Linked DNA regions of Homo sapiens: region 1 is linked to region 2. The links are chromatin contacts, found by Hi-C or POLR2A ChIA-PET in ENCODE. All regions are on one chromosome and are shown on one strand. The core of a region is the stretch at or near the end of the contact, and the rest is flanking DNA. Distances in the headings are between cores, read along the strand shown. Region 1 overlaps MRPS27 (mitochondrial ribosomal protein S27). Region 2 overlaps TNPO1 (transportin 1).

Region 1 (7,247 bases), core at 2,099-4,598, 590 kb before region 2:
TGAAGGCCAAGGTTAGGCTACAGAGGGCCTTTACCTAGGAACAGCAGGATGTTGAGAAAAACTGGATCCCGGAACCAGTCCTGTTTATAAAAGCATATAAAGTTATGGAAACTGGCTTGGTTTGGACAGAGATAAGCGAAATATTTTGGTTTTTGAGTAGGAAATTTATGAGCAATAAATGAGCCAGTTTTAAATACATGCAAACATTTCCTGATGTCTCCTAAAGCTTTGGCTAGGAACTGCAGATAAAATTTCTGCAAAATCACAAATAATACAATGATTAAGATAGGAAAATCACATATATTAATTAAACACTGGTTTTGAATAATTCTGGGAAAAAGAAAGGTGAGAAAGAAAAAAAAGGAGGAAAACAAAGGAATAGAATAGAAATAAAAACCAGAATTTCTGGAGTATGCTAGGCTTAGTGAAGTTGTCAGGATTAAGTCTGCCACAAAAGAAATGAGCAGGCAAAGAGCCTGGCCCAGGAGATGAAGCACACCAGGGTAAAAGCAGAAAAGAATTAAGCCAGTGTTGAGCAGATTTATATGTGTTTGTATGTGAGATTACGGATTTCTTTAGGGGTATTTCTGAGGGAAGAGAAGCTCAGTACTAATCAGGATTTCTTAAGAATTAGATTTTTATTAAAGAAGAAAAGCATCTCAGTATTTTAAACATTCTGATTCTCTAACACATGAAAAAGTTGAATCCCTAGGCATTCTTTGTTTGTAGCAAAAGGAAGGTTGGACATACTTCCAGTGATACAATCCAATTCATAGCTAGTTTCTATTTCTGTAACTCTACTGACTCCTCTATTAAGCTTTTAAGCTCTTAAAAGGCAGGGGACAAGTTATCTATCATTTTGCGTCTACAAACAAGTGAACAAGGACTCAAGTAGGTGCCTGATAATTTGGCAACAGTGACTCGGCCTGCTAAGACTGCATAAATACCCATCATGCATGCTGAAATTCATGAGGATTATTTATATTTGAAACAGTAATTCACTTCTGGTTGTGAAGTATCCTGGCTAAAATAAAGTTGAAGCCAAGAAGAAATGCTGCCTTTTTTGTACAAGGCAGGAGGAGATGAAAGATGGCAGAGGAAGTGGAGTAGTATGTGGTCATTGTGGAAAGCCACCTAGTCCTCACTTATTCCCCCTACTGTTCCTTCTCACAATACATCAAGGATGATACATGGATTCTTTAATGCAAGTTGAGGGAACAGACAAGCTGCTAGGAGAGTGAAGCCGTTAAGTTGAGGACAGAAGCCAGAGTACATGGGTTCAAAGAATTTCCCTAACAGGAATTCAATAAAAAAACAGACTCCTTTCAACCCTGGAAGAGGCTTTGAAAGCAACCTAGGCCAAGTAAACTGGGGATAAGGGAGAGACAAAAAGTTAATACTGAATTAGAGAATCTTTAATTTAGTGCTGGTAGGGACTTTCAATATCTATTGTACACTAGACTATTTATTGAGAATTTACTAGCCCTGTTCTAGGTGACGTAAAATTATGTAATCTAATTCCTTTACTTTATAGAGGAGGAATCTTGATGTATATAGTGAGATAAAATGATTTCCCCAAGATAGTTAGCAATAGGACCTAAATTAGACCCCTCACTTTCATTATTCCACCATTGCCTCTCAACTTATTTGTAGGACATCTTTAAAAAACATTTTTGTGGTTTCACAAAGGTCTCTAACAGCGAAAAATAAACATCTCTTCTAAATTTAGGAGCAGAATCAACAGAAAAATAAACTCAGTGTAAAACAGTTCTGGAATTGCCCTGAACTAGCTGTTTAACTTTGGAAAGTCACTTGATCCTTCAGGGTTTCAGTTCCTGCAACTGTAAAATGAAGAGGTACGGTTATCTGGATCACAAACTCAACTGTCTACAGGGGCCAGTCAGTTAATATAAATGCATGAATCATGTAAGACAATAGGTACAAAGCTGCTTGTATTACAATCAAGCAAAGTGATTTCATTATACTGTTTATAAAAACACAGCTTACGGGCCAAACAAAATACACTTGAACTCTGGACTAGACCAGACCCCCGGAACTCCTTCCAGCACTTAAGTTTAATGACTGTAAAAGACAATAAGCCTATATCTACTCATTAAAACATCAGTCATATACAAGTTTCTATTAAACCAGAAAAATGGCAGTGATACAAACAAGTGAATAAAGACTCAAAGATAAACGAGCAACCATTCAGTCCACAGCTGATTTTACTTTATTCCACTAGCCTCCATTCCCCCACCATATGGTACCCACTTTGGGCAGGCAACAGAGATTATTATTATGGGAATGGTGGGCCCTGCAAATTGGCATCTAAAATTTCAAGGTGAAATGATAAAATCAGCTAAAGTTAAATTTAAGGTCCCTAAAGTACATTATAACTGAAGATCAAGTTTTATAGAAAATAAAATTTTCAGCAATTGATCACTCCATTAGTAAAGCATTTTATTTTCTACTCAAATATTTCAGTGCAATTCATCTTATATCTAAGAAAGTCATCCAAAGTAATTTTCCTACATAATATAAATTATTGTTTTATATACTGTTACTTTATCAAACCTCTGTTATCTGGCAATTCCTATAGCAGAAATGGTTGAACTCTAAAAAAAGGGGAGTAGGATAGGGTGGGCATAGAGATATTAAGAAATTACTTGACAGTTTTTGGAACATAATGACTATTTGTAGTTTAAAAAGGAAAGATATTTAAAAATTGAGACTTATTATTTGTGAGTCCAATTGGTTTTTAGAAAGGTTTACTTTACCACTCACCAAACAAACAAAAACCCTTAGTTGTTTACATGTAAAGACAGAAAAATTAAGGTGACCTTTCTTTCTTCTGCTGCCAAATAGTAAAACTCAGTATGACTATAATACATTTAATAGGCAGCTCCTCTATTTAGCTCAAGCTAGTCTCTCATACCAAAAACCAAATTTTTAAAAACTGAATATTTGAAATTATACAAACAAAATATGCTAAGAAAATTCTTAACAATGACCAAATGCAAACTTCATGTCATAGGAAGGTTAAGTACCAGAGGCAATTCCTTTTAATAGGATGACAATCATAAGAAGGAACAGTTACAATTCTGAATATGAAAGAGCTGTTTCTTTAGTAATAAACCAAATACAAAGTTCCGGGTTCATCTGTTCTGGCTGGCAAATCTTGCATAAAAAAGCCATACTTTAGCTAAACAAAAGCTTTTAGGCTGGCCCAGAAAGAGGGAATGAACAATTTGAAAAACATCTTTTACTGCCTGAGAAAATTTAAAAAGTGTCTGAAAGTGCCAGGAGACCTGCCTCAATGTGACTCAGGCAGCTTTCCAAAGTCCCTCAGCTTTCCTAAGTATGAGTCATAGGGGAAGGAGAGAGGGCTCCTTGGCAAAGATACAGGTTTTCCTCTCTGGTTCCACCCCCACCATTTTCATTTAAAAAAAAAAAAAAAAAAAAAAAAAGCTTTGATGTATAATAGTTAAATAGATTCCAGACAGGCTTAACTGAAGAAGTTTGAACACCAGGGAGGCAAAATATCATTGCAGAAGTTGCTATTGTTTGCTATTGTGATCCACAGACACAGGGAGCATCTTCTGCATCCTAAAAAGGGCTCGGCCCATTGATCATGTGTCAGATCATGGCTGCACTTTGTGGGAGAGAAGAGGATAACAAGCTATGAAAATACCTCTGCCTCCCTAGTTTCTTAAACACCACAAGCTCATATACTGAACAATTACACTGAGTTCGAAGGGGTGGGAGCTTGTCCTTTATGAGTGCACATTAAGCAGAATTTCAAGTGTGGTAGCAAGTAGACTGTCCACATATACATGGCTGCTACAATGAATGCAGCCTTTAGTGAACAGATACACTTTTTCCTTCAATAATCTTAGGCAAAAAAGTAAGAAAGCTGGGATTTTTTAAGCATGAATAAGGCAAAACTGAATGTTAAACTGCAGAGAGAATAGTTCTACTTCTATACCTATATGAAATTACTTATTACAACAGAATGGAGCATTTGATGAGGTCAAAGCTCCTCTCTTCTGCATTTGATCATTTATCAACCTACTATGAATCAGGATATTATGCTGGGCACTAAGAGACAAAGAAGAATAAACATCTCCTTGCCTTCAATAAGGTTAGATTGGGATGATCAAAAACAAGTATTTTCAGCCCCGCGTGGTGGCTCACGCCTGTAATCCTGGCACTGTGGGAGGCCGAGGCGGGCAGGTCACTTGAGGTCAGGAGTTCAAGACCAGCCTGGCCAAAATGGTGAAACCCCGTCTCTACTAAAAAATACAAAAATTAGCCTGGCGCAGCAGCACGTGCCTGTAATCCCAGCTACTTGGGAGGCTGAGGCAGGAGAATCACTTGAACCCGGGAGGCAGAGGTTGCAGTGAGCCAAGATGGCGCCACTGCACTCCAGCCTGGGCGACAGAGCAAGACTCCATCTCAAAAAAACAAAAACAGGCTGGGCGCAGTGGTTCACGCCTGTAATCCCAGCACTTTGGGAGGCCGAGGCGGGTGGATCACGAGGTCAGGAGACAGAGACCATCCTGGCTAACACGGTGAAACCCCGTCTCTACTAAAACAATACAAAGAAATTAGCCGAGTGTGGTGGCAGCTGCCTGTAGTCCCAGCTACTTGGGAGGCTGAGGCAGGAGAATGGAGTGAACCTGGGAGGCGGAGCTTGCAGTAAGCTGAGATCACGCCACTGCACTCCAGCCTGGGCGACAGAACGAGACTCCATCTCAAAAACAAAAAACAAAAAAACAAAAATAACAAAAAAACTCCAAGTATTTTTTGAGCATTGATAACAAGTTTAGAAGGTTAATTTATAAGCATCATAGGTAATTTCCCATGTATATAACACTGATTATTTCATAACACCCTGATAATAAATTTTGAAAAACTGGCTCTCAATAGGAAAATAAATCCAACTTTTCTCTCTTCTTCCCAATAGTCTGTCTTTTTTGTTTCCTTGGGTATATTTAAGAAATAAAAATGTTAGAGATAATGTTGTACCCTGCTTCTCTCACTTTCTAGAACAAGAAAGTTGGTGTCCATCATTCTCATGTTATACTTTTACTACTTAGGGATATGTTCTGTGTTGAGTTTTTCAAGGTGCATGACTTTTTGACTCTGCATTCAAGGGCCTGTCTGATAGAGAACTGAACCAAACCACAGTAATGCTGCTTCTCCAGGGGCAGAAGAGTAGGGAAAGAAGTGACAAAATTACTGTTATCACAGACATGAGAGAGGACTCGATGCCACTTTCACTGTGAAAACTAATTGCACTGCCACCAGGTAAATCTCTGACAAAGTGCTGCTCTGTGTTTGATTAGAACCCAGCCCCGACTCACTAACTGAGTCATTTAACCTAAGAATCAGTTTTATCATTTTTAAAATAGAGATGATAATACCTTAATCACTGGGTTATTATGAAAATCACATAGGAGCTATTTAGGCATTTTGCCGGCTTATAATTCTTTTTGGAACCAAACACAGTAAAAATATGCACATATACAAGCAATACTAAAATATATATTTTTAAAGACAAGGTCTCACTCTGTCACCCAGGCTGGAGTGCAGTGGCGAGATCACAGGCATAACTGTCTTTGGTAGTAGAGAGGTAGTTAAGATATCAGCATCAGAGAGAACTTCTCCTATGTTAGAACCTCAGGAAACTGATTCTAAAATGGATTCAGGATTCTAACCGGTAAAAGTTATATCCAGTTTATCTGGTAAAACTCTAGATTGATATGAAGATTAAAGAGATAAAACATGTAAAATTAAAATGCCTGGCACATGGTGCTTTCAGACAACTTGGACAGAGCAGTCAGCAGCAGCCTCATTCTAAGGGCCACTGAGTTAAGTATGAACTCTTATGATTATTACCATCCACACGGCAGGTGACTTGCAGAGCGCTGGGTACCTGTGTGCAGCAAAGACCTGACTGCCATTAGCCAGAGGGGATGGAATACAGTAGGAAGAACTGGGTCAGTAAGAGGGTAAAGAATCCTTTGCCCTCTCATTCCTCTCAAGACAGTCTCAAATGAGGAGCTGGAAGGTGAAGGAAAGGGGACAACAGAGAGGCTTTTTACAATCACAGAGGCCCAAAGCCAACCAGCAAAGTTTTGCCAGTCAGGCTGATGACTGGTGGCAGGGTTTCTGATCTTATTTATGACAGAAAAAGGTCTAGGAAGGAGAAGCAAGGGGATGACCTAAGGAGGAGTCAATTTACCTATCATGTTTTGCTCTTGGACTGCTTTCCACATGCTTGGCAAGGCACTGTTATAATACAATGGGGATTATACTGGTTTCCACAAGATTAGCAAAGCACTCTTATAATACAATGGGGTTTATACCTTGAGCTTTGTGTCAGCTCAGTGCCCACTAGCCTCTGGTTGAGGTAGACAGCTAAGGAGTGTGGATGCCTATGGAGGATAAACCGAACTACTGAAAAGAGAAGCTGCTAAGTGCTGCTCATGGCTTGGATCTGTGGTTGGGGCAAGAGCTCAGAAGAAGAAAGTAGTTATTTGTGTAGAACATGCCACCCATCCAAGGCTGGGAAATAAAGGAAAACACCAACTAAAGCAAAGCATTTGCTGCTGAGCAAGCCACTGACCCAGCTTTGTTTCTAAGAACCCCCTTTTCCATCACGTGCCCACCACTGGCAACCTGAAAGGAGTTTAAGGCTGAAAGCACCTGTTCCTGCTCCCAACCTAAATGGAACCATCAGCTCTTTCAGACAACTTGGAAAGAGCAGCTGACAGCAGTCACATGAAAACAAAGGCCACTAAGCTAAGAGAATATCTATGAACAACAAATATACAATAGTTTTTCTCATGTTGAAAAAAAATTATGGGTACAAATAACCAATAATAACTCTGTTTTAGGATTCTGATTTAAGACAGGCTCAAAAAAGGAAAGACAAGGGTGAGCTGTTGCTATAGTGACCACAGCTTTTGATTATCTCAAGGGTTTTTCACATTCCCATGCAACCATAGGAAAGTCTAATTTATCAGCAATACTTGTACCATAAGTATATTTCTCTGAATGAATACTTATAAAAAATGTAGCATACTAAAGAACTTGCTTTTTTTTTCTGAGCATTTAGAACTTTTAAAGGAAAATCATACTGAAGGAAGGCTTCTTTTGCCCTGATCAGTTTGTGAAAAATCTTTAACTGTGACTGAAAATGAGGATGATGATGATAATTAACTAAAATGTGCTGAGTACTT
Region 2 (6,743 bases), core at 1,101-3,600:
TTCTTATCACTCAATTTGATACCACACTCTTTTTTTTAATGTTGATTTGTAAACTTTAACTAGCATTTAGTAAGCATGTCTAGTCATCTTCAAAGTTCTTCCAGAAAAGACACTCTAAGCATACATTTATTCAAACTTTCCTTAGTACCTATTTTCCATTTTCTGTGTTCTGTTAATCTCTAAACTCCTAGATGACAATAACTTTGTAATGCCAGAAAGTTAAAATTTTAACGTCTTAGCCTATTTTCAAGTGGTGAACTAGATGATTTACCCATCAGTCTCAATCGAGGATGATTTAAACCCCATGTGCCTAGCACTGTGTAACATGAGTTATGGTCCCTGTCCTTCTAATCTAGTTGAGCTCATTTCCGTAACTAATATGAGCTCAACAGTTAGTTTTGCATTTTTTTCTCTTCCTTCTTGATCCATAACCTCTGGTTTTAGACTCTCTCTCTTTTTTTTTTTTTTTTTGGAGACCGAATTTCCCTCTTGTTGCCCAGGCTGGAGTGCAATGGCACAATCTTGGCTCACTGCAAGCTCCACCTCCTTGGTTCAAGAGATTCTCCTGCCTCAGCCTCCCTAGTAGGGATTACAGGCGCCCGCTACCACACCCAGCTAATGTTTTGTATTTTTAGTAGAGATGGGGTTTCACCATGTTGGCCAGGCTGGTCTCGAACTCCTGACCTCAGGCGATCCACCCGCCTCAGCCTCCCAAAGTGCTGGAATACAGGCGTGAGCCACCGCGCCCGGCTCATTATAGACTTTTTTTTCCACCTCCCAGGTTCAAGCAATTCTCATGCCTCAGCCTCCTAAGTAGCTGAGATTACAGGGGCATGCCACCACGCCTGGCTAATTTTTGTATTTTTTTAGTAGAGACGGGGTTTCACCAGGTCTCGAACTCATGACCTTGTGATCCGCCCGCCTCGGCTTCCCAAAGTGCTGGGATTACAGGAATGAGCCACCGCGCCCAGCCTATAGACTTTCTTAAAGGACTTTCTAGTTCCACTGATAGCTATAATTTAACAAGTTTGTCAACGTTTTGATTCATCATTAGGTGCCTGTAAACTTTTCCTTCTTTCCCTTCATACCTGAACTTTGGTTCAATTTCTCATGAAAGTTTTATTAAATAATTGTATTCTTTAAATAGCATGCTCTTTTTAGATCATTGGATAGCTCTGATTTTTTTTCTCCTTGCTCATCATAGCATTTTTCTGTAAAAAAAAAAAACAGTATAAGAGAGATTTTCTGTGGAAGTCTACATATCTGATTCACATTCAGCAAATGATTCAGCAAATTTCTTAAGCTGTTTTGATTTATCTGCTTGTCAAATAAAAATAATACTTGCTACCTACTTACAACAGAGGGGTGTTGTGAAGATTATATTTAGAATGTTTTTAACTCATTTACTCAATGCTATGAGAATACCTCATTTTTATTATATTGTCATACTATATACATACTACTGGTTTTTTAGATCTATTATGACTTTTATGATGGTGAAGTGTGATTTTACTTTTCTCTTTTACCTCACCACAAAGGTATCAAAATATATGTTCTTTCGTATGCACATGGTTGTATTTATGAGTAGTTTCCCAGTTTATGGAGATTGATGTTTCTTTTGGAAAGGCAGTATATCAGGGGCTTCCAGACTGGACACTGGAGCCAGATTAGTTGGGTTTGAATCATGGCTTTGGCATTTACTAGCTGACCAACCTTAGGCAAGTAACTTCTCTGTGCCTCAATGTACTTATTTGTAAAATGTAATTAATAGAGCAGCATCATAGAGTTGTGAAGTGCTTAGAACACTGCTTGGCACTCAAAAATATTAGCTATCACTATTACTAACAAAATAGTGCATGTGTTTAAGTCTTCAATATTTAAGTACCAGAGTTTTTGGTAGCATCTTGGCTCTCTGTGAAACAGGACTGCCCTTCCCCTAACAAACTGGAATTCCATTTTATATGCAGATTGGACAGTTAGGTCTTCCTATGGCTCCTCCTGCCCTCATTGCAAACTGATGGGTTTTAAAAATCATTTTTATTGAAATATGACACATTCTAAAAATTAACCTAATATTAAAGCTATAGAACAAAAGATGAACCTCTCCTTCCCCATGTCTAGGAGGATTAATTCTTTTCCAGACTTTGATCATGTTTTTTATCAATTTAAACCCCTTTCACAAGCTTTGTATTATCCTTAAGATAGTCCAAGCTTCTTAACATCATCTATGAGGTCCTCCTAGCCTCACTTTTGCTTTTTGATAATTCCTGTTAGATTTCTGATAAAGAGTCACTTCCTCAAGGAAGTCCTTTCTTGACCTCCTAACTGGGTTAGCATAATGTTTTCACAGCCCTTAGTCATTTACCATAGTCATTCTCCACTGAGGCAGTGCTGCTCTCTGGAGGTGTCCTAGTGACTGGGAGGTGCTCTTGTCATTTACTGGGCAGGGCTGAGAGTGCTAGATGTTCACCATGAAGAATTGTCCTAGCTTTGTATGACTTGTAAATGTCTTGTTAGATAGTCACAAAGGTGTAAGAAATCTGTTTATAGATATCAGAGCCAAGAGCCTAACTCAATTTTACATATACATGTGGAACTTTTTGCAGAGTTTTAATATATGTTGAATTTTCTAGGAATAAAAACTATGGCCAGGCAGGGTGGCTCACGCCTGTAATCCCAGCACTTTAGGAGGCTGAGGCGGGCAGATCACTTGAGGTCAGGAGTTCCAGACCAGCCTGGACAACATGGTGAAACCCTGTCTCTGCTAAAAATTCAAAAATTAACCGAGCGTGCTAGCACACACCTGTAATCCCAGCTACTCGGGAGGCTGAGGCAGGAGAATTGTTTGAACCTGAGAGGCGGACGTTGCAGTGAGCCGAGATCGCACCACTGCACTCCAGCCTGGGTGACAGAGCAAGATTCCGTCTCAAAAAAAAAAAAAACAAACCCAAAAAACAAAAAACTACTATGTTATTGAAGGACAATTGTACCTTGTTTTGTTTGGATCTCTACCAAGAGTTGTTTACCATTTTGGGAAATGACGTCACTAATAGCAACATTTCTCACATTCATAGTGATTCAGCATATAGATAGAAACATCTAACTTTGAATTTAGTTGAAATTAGATGGAAAAAATTTTAATTGAACCAGATGGGGGGAAAATGCATCTCTGTCTCCTGGTGGAATGTATTTGCTTTTCTCTCTTTTCCTATTGTACTTTACCATATACTTTATTCATTGACAGGTCATCTGCCTCTCTCACCAAATGAGAACTTAGTGAGGATAAAAACAAACTATATTTTACTTATCTTTGAATCTCCAAAATTCACTGAGCACATGGTAGTTCTACTTAATAGTTACTCAGTTGAATTAATAGCAACAACAATAGCGTTTATTCAACAAGTATTTGTTGAATCGGACTCTGCCAGGCAAAGAGAGTGAAAAGACACTGTCCCTGCTCTCAAGGAACTTGTGATCTATTGCCAGGACAGACCTAGAAATAATTATAATACAATATGACAGTTTCTAGAATGGAAATAGCTATAAACCATAGATCTGTAATGAAAAATACACTTAAGTCTTGTGAGGAGATCTTGGAATAATGACACAGAAGAGAAATAGTATCCAGTATCAATCATAGTGCCAAGAAAGACTCTCAATAAATATTTGGAAAATCAGTGAATGAGGGTAGCTCTAAAGAGTGAGAAGGAGTTTGCCAATTGGTCAGGTTTAAGGAGGGCATTCCCAGCAGGAAATCCCTATGCAAAGGCTCAGAGGTAGGAGAGGTGCAGGAAAAGATGATGGAGCATAAAGTTGGAAGTTGAGTCATAGATAAAATTGTCTTTGAAGGTGATGAACCAGATGATGAAGAGACTTCTTCCATGAAAAGAAGTTAGATTTTATCTTGCAGATGCTAGAAAGCCATTCATTTAACTATAAAACTACTATTTTTCAAATTACACATATTGTGTGCCAGGGACCTATGATCTGCATACAGAGTTAGTATATTCCCATTTTAGGGTTGGGAAACTAAGACTTAGATTAATTAACTTGCCCAGGTTTTCACTGCTACTAAGTGGAAGAACTAGAATTCAAACGTGGTCAGTTGAGTCCATATCTCCAGTCTGCTTTTTAAACTATATTTTACAGACTATCCAACAAGGAAGAAGCTATATATTTTTACTTTCTCTTCAGCCAGTCTGGCTTCTTTACTTCACATGATTCTCAACTGTAGCAAATTCAAAATTTTTATGTAAATTTAAGTTAAAAACTTACTCATGAGTAAGCTCTAGTCTTCTGAAAGTCCAAAATGGTATCACAGTAACTCACCACTTGCAGGCTACTTTTTATTCTGGGGCTGTCTTCTATCTTGTTTTTCAAATAACTGTATTTTGGCTTGTTGAAATGCCTTTTTTTTTTTTTGGTCACCATTGAATGTCATGGGCCAATCAGGCATAAGTTGTAAAGTTAATATTAGTGTAGTATGGAGTATCATCTAAGGGAGCGAAATTTGAAGTACTACTTCCTTTTTTTGAGACATTTAGAAAGCTGAGCCTTCAACATGCAAAAAGAATACTCCAGGTAATATTTAAATTTTATAAGAAAATCCAATATTGATCTTGATATTCTATTTAATTAATATAAATGTAGTTTACTATTTAAATAAATGATTTCTACCTCATATAATAATCCTGATGTGCTTGGTTAGCTTGAAGTACTTCAGATGTTATCTAATTAACCCTGCAATGTCTGGCTACCCCAGGGTATAAGATTCTTCCTTATTTTAATGGCTTTTAAAATATGGTAAGTTTTGGAGATGGATGCCACTGAACTGTATACTTAAAATGATAAATGTTATGTATGTAGATTTTATCACACTTTTTAAAAAGATGTGATAGAAAAGTTCAAAGTGGCTTAAGATCTCTTATCAAGCAGTTATCTGAATCAAATATTCTTGAGAGCCCTTTGTTACAGATAATTTGAGTAAGGTGTGGGGAAACACCTATTCTGTCATCATAGGCTGATCAAATTAAATGTCCTTAATACTAAGCTGTTTGAAAAGAAAACCCTAGTTGACGACAGAAATAAAGAAGGAAGCATGCTATTGGCCTGATATTATGGTACAGCCATCCTCAGGATGGATGTGATAATGAAGATGCCTTTCAGACTTGACTGCTATTGGTCCCTTGCTTTAGTTTCTTGTTTAAAAGGGCAGCTAGGGGGTTGAGTGGGCTATCTGAATGTCACCTCAGCAGGTAGGGTATGCCTGGTAGCAGCTCCAACTCTAATATTACTAAGGCTCAGACTTTAAGTTCCCCATCCCCACTGGTATCAGGGGAAATTAAATTGGCATTGTTTAGCTTCATGAAAATTAAAAGAATGTGCTGGTGGAGATAAAGGAAACATTCATATTGTTGGCGTGTGTGAATTGCGTAACTTTTTGGAAAGTAATTTGGTAATAACTGTTTAAAGTTTTTAAATTCACATACTTTTTGGCCTAATAACCCCACCAGGTTGCCACTATTATGTAGGGACATTGGTACAAGAATTTTTTTGCTGTGTTGTTGGTAGTGGCAAAAAAGTAGAAGCAATCTGGAAGCCAATCAGGAGATGGTTGAACAAATTATGCTCTATCCATTCTCAAGACCAATGTGCATCTATTAAAAGGTGAGTTAAATTGGTATGTATTGGCCCGGAATTATGGCCATGTCATATTAATGTGTAAAAAACGTTGTAGAGTTAGTATTAGTGTAGTATGGAGGATGATCTTAAAAAAAGAGGAAAAATATATGTGAGATTAGAATGTAGAAAGATTCACATAAAACTGTTAAAACGGGTTCTCTAGGGAGCCTGGAGATAGGATTGAATTAACTTGTCTTATACAACCATGTTGTTTGATTTATTATAATATTTGTAGTTTTTTAAAAGTTTCTGAAGTTAAGAGAGGGAAGGGGAGAAATCTATAGTGATAGAAATTATACTGGGGATTACTTTAGGAAGGGTTGATGGCTGGGATTGGACACAAAAGAAACCTCTTCATACTCAGCGATCTCTATCTTGAGCTGGGTGTTGGTTACACAGATGGGTTCACTTTGTAAAAATCCATCTATGGATCATATGCTTATCATTTGTACAATGTTGTGTCTATATTGTATCAAATAAAAGTGTATAAAAATGACAGTGGTACAATGGAATACTATTCACTTTTTATTGAAATATTTTCAATAAATATTTAATGATATACGAAGTCAGGCAAGAAACAGGACAATCCCATTATTATAAAATATAATGTGCATAAAAACACATAGAATGAAGACTAGAATAAAAGCACTACAGTATTAATACATTTTATGTCCAGATGGTGGTGATTTTGTTTTGAGTTTTTTTTTGTTTAAGAACAGTTTATTAGATTGGGCCATTTACGAAGTCATTAGAACTTGGTGAGCAAAGTCAGATTACAGGCTATTAAGCAGAAAAATAAGAGTGAAAGAGAGAGGAAAAGGCATTTTTAAAAAGAAAGAAAAAGCTAACTAGAGAGGTGGAAAGGTAGTAGTTTTTTTAAGCCCCTACTAGCAAGGGACTTTTCATGTTAAAAATCCTCTCCTTTATCAAACTGTTTGGTTTTTACAAATAAGTCATGCTTGATACTTACATTTTGTTGTTTTTGTTTAAGCATTTAGTTTTAGTGAAAAATGTCATTAATAGCTTCAGTTGACTGTAGCAGATGCAACTCATAGTAGCTT

What was found. Hi-C counts contacts between places; a loop is a spot of excess contacts on that map. ChIA-PET counts read pairs that join two places held with the same protein, here RNA polymerase II (POLR2A). Pooled maps may share reads with other maps.
Region 1: a map of endothelial cell of umbilical vein shows a loop between it and region 2 (3-fold over the local background). The contact joins two enhancer-like sites. A Hi-C loop is called at or near these places in 1 of 168 maps with a recorded cell type or tissue (endothelial cell of umbilical vein) and 5 of 50 pooled maps. POLR2A ChIA-PET finds 5 or more read pairs at or near these places in 2 of 52 experiments (OCI-LY7 and activated naive CD4-positive, alpha-beta T cell).

The regions. Positions count from the first base shown.
Region 1 is chr5:72,245,228-72,252,474 of GRCh38, forward strand. All of the region lies in intron 4 of MRPS27 (mitochondrial ribosomal protein S27), which reads right to left. Among named protein-coding and RNA genes, the nearest start is that of MRPS27, 71 kb to the right of the region's middle. RefSeq lists a silencer at 1-69. Within about 2 kb of position 3,349, at least 13 of the 41 ENCODE cell types and tissues checked have a DNase peak (open chromatin) inside an H3K27ac peak, as active enhancers do; they include endothelial cell of umbilical vein, where a contact is called at or near this core.
Region 2 is chr5:72,840,666-72,847,408 of GRCh38, forward strand. All of the region lies in intron 1 of TNPO1 (transportin 1), which reads left to right. Among named protein-coding and RNA genes, the nearest start is that of TNPO1, 27 kb to the left of the region's middle. Within about 2 kb of position 2,351, at least 4 of the 41 ENCODE cell types and tissues checked have a DNase peak (open chromatin) inside an H3K27ac peak, as active enhancers do; they include endothelial cell of umbilical vein, where a contact is called at or near this core.